Regions from separate parts of the Homo sapiens genome. Here region 2 is linked to region 1. Evidence: read pairs that join two places in POLR2A ChIA-PET (ENCODE). Cell type or tissue: CD4-positive, alpha-beta T cell. All regions are shown on one strand.

The links. Peaks named below come from ENCODE experiments on the same cell type or tissue, not always from the same donor. Only the 100,000 strongest peaks of a DNase experiment are listed, where the experiment ranks them.
Region 2: POLR2A ChIA-PET joins it to region 1 with 5 read pairs; 4 of 35 experiments call an interaction of 5 or more read pairs at or near these places.

Annotation. Positions count from the first base shown.
Region 1 is chr1:92,554,656-92,558,655 of GRCh38, forward strand. The region is part of intron 19 of EVI5 (ecotropic viral integration site 5); the gene reads right to left. Among named protein-coding and RNA genes, the nearest start is that of GFI1, 70 kb to the left of the region's middle. In CD4-positive, alpha-beta T cell, no CTCF peak of the experiment used is centred here; no DNase peak of the experiment used is centred here.
Region 2 is chr1:92,459,688-92,463,687 of GRCh38, forward strand. No RefSeq gene overlaps it. Among named protein-coding and RNA genes, the nearest start is that of GFI1, 25 kb to the right of the region's middle. In CD4-positive, alpha-beta T cell, a CTCF peak has its summit at 1,388; a DNase peak (open chromatin) is centred at 2,254; H3K4me3 peaks cover 273 bases.

The DNA.
Region 1 (4,000 bases):
TCATTTAAAGAAGTCATTAAGAATGAGTTTTTGCTGGGCACAGTAGTTGATGCCTGTAATCCCAGCACTTTCAGAGGCCAAGACAGGGAGATCCCTTGAGCCCAGGAGTTCCAGACCAGCCTTGGCAACACAGTGAGACCCTGTCTCTACAAAAACAAAAACAAAAACAAACCAACCAACCCAGGTGCAGTCTCGCACACCTGTAGTCCCAGCTACTCAGGAGGCTGAGGTCGGAGGATCACTTGAGCCCAGCAGGTTGAGGCTGCAGTGAGTGGTGATGGCACCACTGCACTCCAGCTGGGCCACAGAGCAAGACCTTGTCTCCAGAAAAAAGAAAGAAAGAAAGAAAAGAATGGGTTTTTAAAATATAAGTGGAGGCTGTAAGATTAAAAAGCAGTGTATGCATTTGATGGGCTTAAAGCAATTTTCACAGAATGGCAAATACAATCTTTCATTATCTACATGGGACCTTCTGGGTAGGGGGATAAAAACCCTATTTACTTGGTTGTATGAGATCCTGAAACTTCTGCATGGTACTTTACACTGCTCTAATTAGAGAAAGAACAAATTTAAGGGAATAATTTCTTTTATTAAGAAGCTGCCACACTGGGAAAACTAATACTTTCTATTATAAAAATATTCAGGATAGCTTGTAACTCCATACACTGAAGTTCTTCTTAAACATTAAAATTTTCTTAAAAGTTAAAATTCACTCACCAGTACAAATAGATAGCACTGTTTTTAATTCTTATTTCTGTTTCTAGAAGTAGACTATTGTTATCAATGAAGTTTTACAGTAAGAATGTTAATTCTCTTCTTGAGTACCACTCTGTAAACTAGGTAACATACTTGGAACTTTGTGTTACCTAAAAGGAAATAAAGACTGGTAGAAATAGAAATAAGAATAAGCATGGCCGGGCGTGGTGGCTCATGCTTGTAATCCTAGCACTTTGGGAGGCCGAGGGGCACAGACTGCCTGAGCTCAGGAGTTCAAGACCAGCCTGGGCAACACGGTGAAACCCTGTGTCTGCTAAGATACAAAAAATTAACCAGGTGTGGCGGCATGTGCCTGTAGTCCCAGCTACTTAGGAGGCTGAGGCAGGAGAATCACTCGAACCCAGGAGGTGGAGGTTGCAGTGAGCCGAGACTGTGCCACTGCAATCCAACCTGGGTGACAGAGTGAAACTCGTCTCAAAAAAAAAAAAAAAAAAAGGAATAAGCATGAAGTTAAATAAACCAAAAAACAGTATCATTCAGTATGAAATAAAGAAAAAAAATAGCTGCCAACAACTACAGAACCAGATGACTAAGTTCTTTTCTACCTTTAGTATTTTAGTTTTAATCCCTAGATGAAGAGCAATGCTGAATGAGCCTTAAAAAGATCTTATTAACCACTTTTTTCTTTCTTTCTTTTTTTTTTTTTTCTGAGATGAAGTCTTGTTCTGTCCCCCAGCCTGGAGTGCAGTGGTGTGATCTTGGCTCACTGCAACCTCCGCCTCCTGGGTTCAAGCGATTCTCCTGCCACAGCCTCCCCAGTAGCTGAGATTACAGGTGCACACCACCATGCCTGGCTAATTTTTGTATTTTTAGTAGAGACGGGGTTTCACCATGTTGGCCAGCCTGGGCTCAAACTCCTGACCTTGTGATTCACCCGCCTCGGCTTCCCAAAGTGTTGGGATTACAGGCGTGAGCCACTGCTTTAAATAGAAAAATACAAGCATAAGGAAAAAAAAATCCAAAGAAATATAAGAGGACATATAGTAAGTTCTCACTTAAAGTTTTCCATAGGTTCTTGGAAACTGTCATTTTAAGTAAGATGACATATAAAGAAACCAAACTTTTCCCCTCATCATCATAAACAAAACGACATTATTCATGGACATGTTATATGTCTTTCACTCTGAAGTCTCAGTTTCCAAGAACCTACTGACAATGTTAAGTGAGGACTTAATGTATTGTCATCTGATTGTTAAAGTTCCTTATTTCAAAAATTCCAGTTTAGTAACAAAATGAGTACATGTATTAAAAACTACATTAAGAATATCTAGGACATTAAAAATACTTTTTGATATATATTTAAATCCATAGCTCAGGTTTATATAAACAGATATCAGAATTTAAAAACTTAAGGAATATTCACATAATTTTTTTCTTACCCTTTTATTTTTTTTTTAGAGTTAGGGTCTCACTGTCACCTAGGCTGGAGTGCAGTGGCATGATCTTAGCTCACTGCAACCTCAAACTCCTGGGTTCAGAGCAAGCCTCCTGCCTCAGTCTCCCAAGTAACCAGAACTACAAGGCCCACACTACCATTCCTGTCTATATAAACATTTTCTAAGTCAAACTTCAGTAAAGGCTTTATTTAGATTTCTTTTTATTTACTCAAATTCCTAATCACCTACTTAAAAAAAGCTTCCTGTGACACATAATTTAACTTAGAAAAATTGCCTTCCCAACAAAAAAGACAGGATGACAGAAGACCTTCTGGGTAGTAGAAACCAATACAATGATTATTCCTACAAAGTAAGTTGGTTTTATCTACCTGAGTTTTATTTTGTTTATAGCATACCAAAATAGTTCTTTTTTTTTTCCAGCTTTATCTTGAAATAGCTTACATTTCTCTTTTTTCTTTTTCTTTTTTTGTTTTTTTGAGACGGAGTCTCTGTGGCCCAGGCTGGAGTGCAGTGGTGAGATCTTGGCTCACTGCAACCTCCGCCTCCCAGGTTTAAGCCATTCTCGTGCTTCAGCTTCCTGAGTAGCTGGGGTTACAGGCACGCACCACCATGTCCTGCTAATTTTTGTATTATTTATTTATTTATTTTTAGTAGAGACGGGGTTTAGCCATGTTGGCCAGGCTAGTCTCAAACTCCTGACCTTAGATGATCTGCCTGCCGCAGCCTCTCAGAGTGCTGGGATAACAGGCATGAGCCACCATGAAGGGCTGTTTCTCTAATTTCTTCAGGAAGGGTGTTTCAGTCAGTAGTATTTAGAGATAGAACATTTCTCCTTTCAAGTTCTTTCTTAAATCATCCATTGTTCTCTGACAAATCATAAAAAATTCCGAAGAAAACTTTTTTTTTTTTTCTTGAGACAGGATCTCACTGTGTCGCCCAGGCTGGGGTGCAGTGGTGTGATCTCTGCTCACTGCAACCTCTGGTTCCCAGGCTCAAGCAATCCTCCCACCTCAGCTTCCCAAGTAGCTGGGACTACAGGCGCGCACCACCACGCCCAGCCAATTTTTGTATTTATTTATTTATTTATTTGTAGAGACAGGGTTTCTCCATGTTGGCCAGGCTAGTCTCAAACTCCTGACCTCAAGTGATCCACCTGCTTCAGCCTCCCAAAGTGCTGGGATTATAGGCATGGGCCTCCGTGCCTGGCCAAAAAATCTGTCTTAATAAGTTTATTCTTCAAAAGGATCAGGGAAGTTTAAAATCTGATTTAAATAACTACGCTGAAATGATCCCTTCCTCCTTCTGGGACTCCTGTGTCTTCATACTCTCCAGTTTCCCGCCTATCTCCCTGGTGGTTTTGGTCCTCTCCTGGCTCTCTTGACCCTAAAGGTTGGGAGAACTTCAGAACTTGCTCCTGGACACCCTTCTCTTTATATATGAACGCCATTCACATGCCAGTGATGGCTACAATTATTTTTAGCCCTGACCTCTCTTCAGAATTTCAGACTCATATCCACTGCCTATCTGATATCTTCATTTGCAGTAAGGAATCTCAACCTTACTACAAATCTTAGCATAAAAATAGAGCTCTTGTTTACCTTTCTCTATGCTGGTCAATGGCACCAACCAATCATTCACTCAATTACTCAAGCCAAAACTCTCTGGAGCCAATGAATGTTTTTTGTTATGAGATAAACATACTTCTAACACAGCCGCATTACATTTCCACTTCTTCCATCCTTCTAAGCCATGTTTGATCTTATCTGGACCATTGTAACAGACTCCTGATGAATTTCCCTGTTCTCACTCTTTCTCTTCTACAATCA
Region 2 (4,000 bases), 95 kb before region 1:
CAGTCAGAACTCTCAGATCTCCCTTGTTCTCTATTATTTCCAAAGGTGACCTTTGTTTGCTTGAGACACAAAACCAGTTCCTTCATCTGAATTGTCTTTTACACCCTCACGTATCTAATAGGACTTTCTCTCAAATACAGACTTTGGATGTCATTTTCTTCATTTTGGGGGGTTGGTGGCTTTTGTCCTTAGCAGCTGTGGCCTTAGACTTTATCTAGGTTTGCAATCAGGAAGCTGTGATACTTCCTGAGACTGTTCTGGGTAAAATTTACACAATACAAGTTGAGTTCTCTTTCTTCACTTAGGAGTTGCTCTGGGCTCTTGAAAGGACAGGCTGTGCTCTGTCCAGTTTGCTACAGGTTGAATCCAACAGTTGGTAAGAACCAGCCTCTGTGGTTTACAGCTACTTGTGCTTCCTGAGCAACACTCGTGGAGAATTTGGAAAGAAGGCAATGATTAGGATTAGAGTCTAGAAAACCGTTAAGAAGGAGGAAGTTTATCAACTTAGTGGGAGTAAATCTCCAAACCACTCTCAGAATGCTAACACGCACAGTTTCTCTTTGCCATGACCAATCGTCAGGCTGTTGAAGGAAACCAACCTAATAGCAGAGGCAAAGGGAGAAGCTGGAGAAGAATAATCATTTAAAAATATTCACATCCTTTGACCAAATAAATAAGTCAGGAATGGACATTGTTAGGTGCCCCCCCCAACTTTTTTTTGTTGTTGTTGTTGAGATGGAGTCTTGCTGTCACCCAGGCTAGAGTACAGTGGCACCATCTCAGCTCACTGCAACCTCCACCTCCTGGGTTTGAGTGATCCTCCTGCCTCAGTCCCAAGTAGCTGGGCTTACAAGTATGTGCCACCACGCCCACCTAATTTTTTTTTTTTTGTATTTTTAGTAGAGATGGGGTTTCGCAGTGTTGGCCAGGCTGGTCTCAAACTCCTGACCTCAAGTGATCCACCCACCTTGGCCCCCCAAAGTGCTGGAATTACTGTGCCCGGCCCTAGAGCCACTTATTATACACAAGTTTTTCCATTTGTGAAATGCTCCCAAAGTTGTAACCATCATTCTGTATTTATTTCTTGACTTATAGACAGGGTCTCCCTCTGTTGCCCAGGCTGGAGTGCAGTGGTGCAATCATAGCTCACTATAACCTCCAACTCCTAGGCTCAAGCAATCCTCCTGCCTCAGCCTCCCACAGTGCTGTGATAACAAGCATGAGTCACTGTGCTTGACCCTATCACTCTATATTTAAAAGTTATTTCCTTGCTGGGTACACCTTGGAACTCTCTGATGAATTAATCTATTTTTATATTTATTGATACAAATTTTAATACTATTTTAAATACTATTAAAAGTTTCATGAGCTTATTATTAAGTTTGTGTGCTAGGAGTCTAGTTTCTGGGCCTTCATCCCCAGAGTGCTGTCTTTGTCTCCTGTTGGTGAGAGGACTTAAAGGAGTAGGAGAGGGGAAAATACACAAGTTGGAGTCTGTGTAAGCAGATTTGGTAAATGAAAATGAGAGAACAGGGTGGCCTGAGGTTTGGGATGATGTCTGAATTAGAGGTGTTCAGCTTTGCCAGCCTCCACAAACAATAGTAATACAGAAGAAAATGTCAACTCACTGCCTATCAGAAAATAGCATAAATAATGCCTTTGACGACTATAGTATCTGTTCTCTGAAATTTAAAGTATTGCCTCACCAAATCCCATAACACCTCCTGTGAAGTGAATAGGATAAGTATTAGCATTTCCACTTGAAACCCCTTATTTCAGTTAGGAGTAGATTAGGGGTAGGGAGAAAAGCAGAAGAACCAGATATCTAGGAAAGAGACTGCCTGATCCTCATGAGGCTGAACTTGTCCACACATCTCATGCCTTTTCACGATCACATGCCCAGAAGACCTGATTCAAATCTTGTCTTCACCATTTAGTACCTCTCTGAGTTTCAGTTTTCTCATGCATAATACAGATGTAATGACAATCATCTAACAGGAATGTTAAATTGGGAAAATATTGGCAAAACGCTTGACACATAATAGGTGTTTAAGATATGTATGATCTCTTCCCTTCCCCGACAGTTCACAAAAGCGAAATTATTATCACATGTTTTCTATAATTGGAAGGGAACAAAAGTAGTAGAATATCCCTAAGGTTGGCAGATACCACAGTCAAACCACACTCCATTTAAGATGTGCTAAACAAGGTATTTAAGAAAGTGACCACATGGGGGAATAAAAGAGACATTTATAATGGCAACCCAAAGAGGCAAACCCCACAAGGACACAATGAAAACTGAAACCACAATAATCTCTAAATAGAGAAGTAATAATTGTAGCCTATATTTAAGTGTACGGGAAGCAAAGGTTTAGGTGGGTAGGGTTGTCTGCCATGGCAATCATGCTTATTATTTCAAAATTTGTGGAGAGAACTAGAACTATTTTTTTTAAGTCACAAAACATTTCAGGTCTTTCCACTCTTATTGAAAAAAAAAAAAGTACAGAAATAAAAGAAGTAATAAAAAGTGAGGCTGGGGAATGGGCCAGGGCAGGAGTATACAGGTAGAATCAACTGTATTGATAAAATTCTTTTTTTTTTTTTTTTTTTTTGAGACGGAGTCTCGCTCTGTCACCCAGGCTGGAGTGCAATGGCACAGTCTCAGCTCACTGCAAACTCAACCTCCCAGGTTCAAACAATTCTCCTGCCTCAGCCTCCCAAGTAGCTGGGATTACAGGCATGTGCCACCATGCCTGGCTTTGTATTTTTAGTAGAGACGGGGTTTCACCATGTTGGCCAGGCTGGTCTCGAACTCCTAACTTCAAGTGATCTGTTCGCCTCAGCCTCCCAAAGTGCTGGGATTACAGGCATGAGCCACTGTGCTCGGGCAACATAATAAAAATTTCTAAGTGGATTTGAAATAGGTGGTCAAGTTACAATAAAAAAGAATCATCGATATCTGCAGGGAGTTCTATCTGCAATCAAAAATGAAATGTGTAATCCCACTTTCCAAATGCTGCCAGAAAACATATTTGCACTTCTGATTTTAGAATCAATAAGTTAGTTAACAAAGAATACAGCTTTGCCCCTGGACACTAGTAAGTTGCTGGATCAGGTGCCTCATACAATTGTACTTATTCAGGGACATAGAGAAGCCTGGTCTCCATCAGGCAGATGGAAACAACTTGGGCTATGGCAGCAAAGGGCACCAGGCAATGGAATAGTCCTGGGCTTGGGAGAGGTGGTCTGTAAATTGCTGCCGTCAGCAATGAGTGGCTAATTTCTTAAATATCCTTGTGAATTTTTAAGAGAAAAAAATACACCAGGATAGACTTAATTGAATGTATGTGATTTAATAAGGATAAGAATAATAAGATTATCAGGGTTTCCAGAATAAAATTTTGTCATGATCTAATTGAGAAATAAAATCAACCAGTGACGTGAGCTGACCCCAAAGAAATAGTACAAATAATCTGAGATCAGCCTTGAAAACCAGACTGCCTGGGGTTTAATACCAGCTGTGTCACATATTCACTATGTGACCTTGGAAAGATGGTTAACTTTTCTGTGCCTTAGTTTACTCGCCTATAAAATGGTGATAATAATGATAGATACTTTGTTTCAGAGGAATATTGCTAGGATTAAATGAGAAAATGTATGCAGAGCATTTAGTTCATTTCTTAACATAGAGCAAAGTCTTAATAAGTGGTGGTAGTTATTCATATTAGAAGATATCAATAATGATAAAAATAGTCATGACAGCGGGTTATTTATTGAGTGCCCACTCTGCACCAGACTCTTGACATAGATGATATGGTATATATATTTTTCCTGCAGATTTACCTTACAAATTGGGTTTAATATTTAAGGTGAGGTTGTGAGCAAAGGAAACCAGACTTTTCAAAGGGACGATGATCACAGTGAAACTGAAAGCATAAATTAAGGAAAGATCAGTTATGCCCTTTTTTTCAGGGACAAGTTTCAGGAATCCAGATTTTCT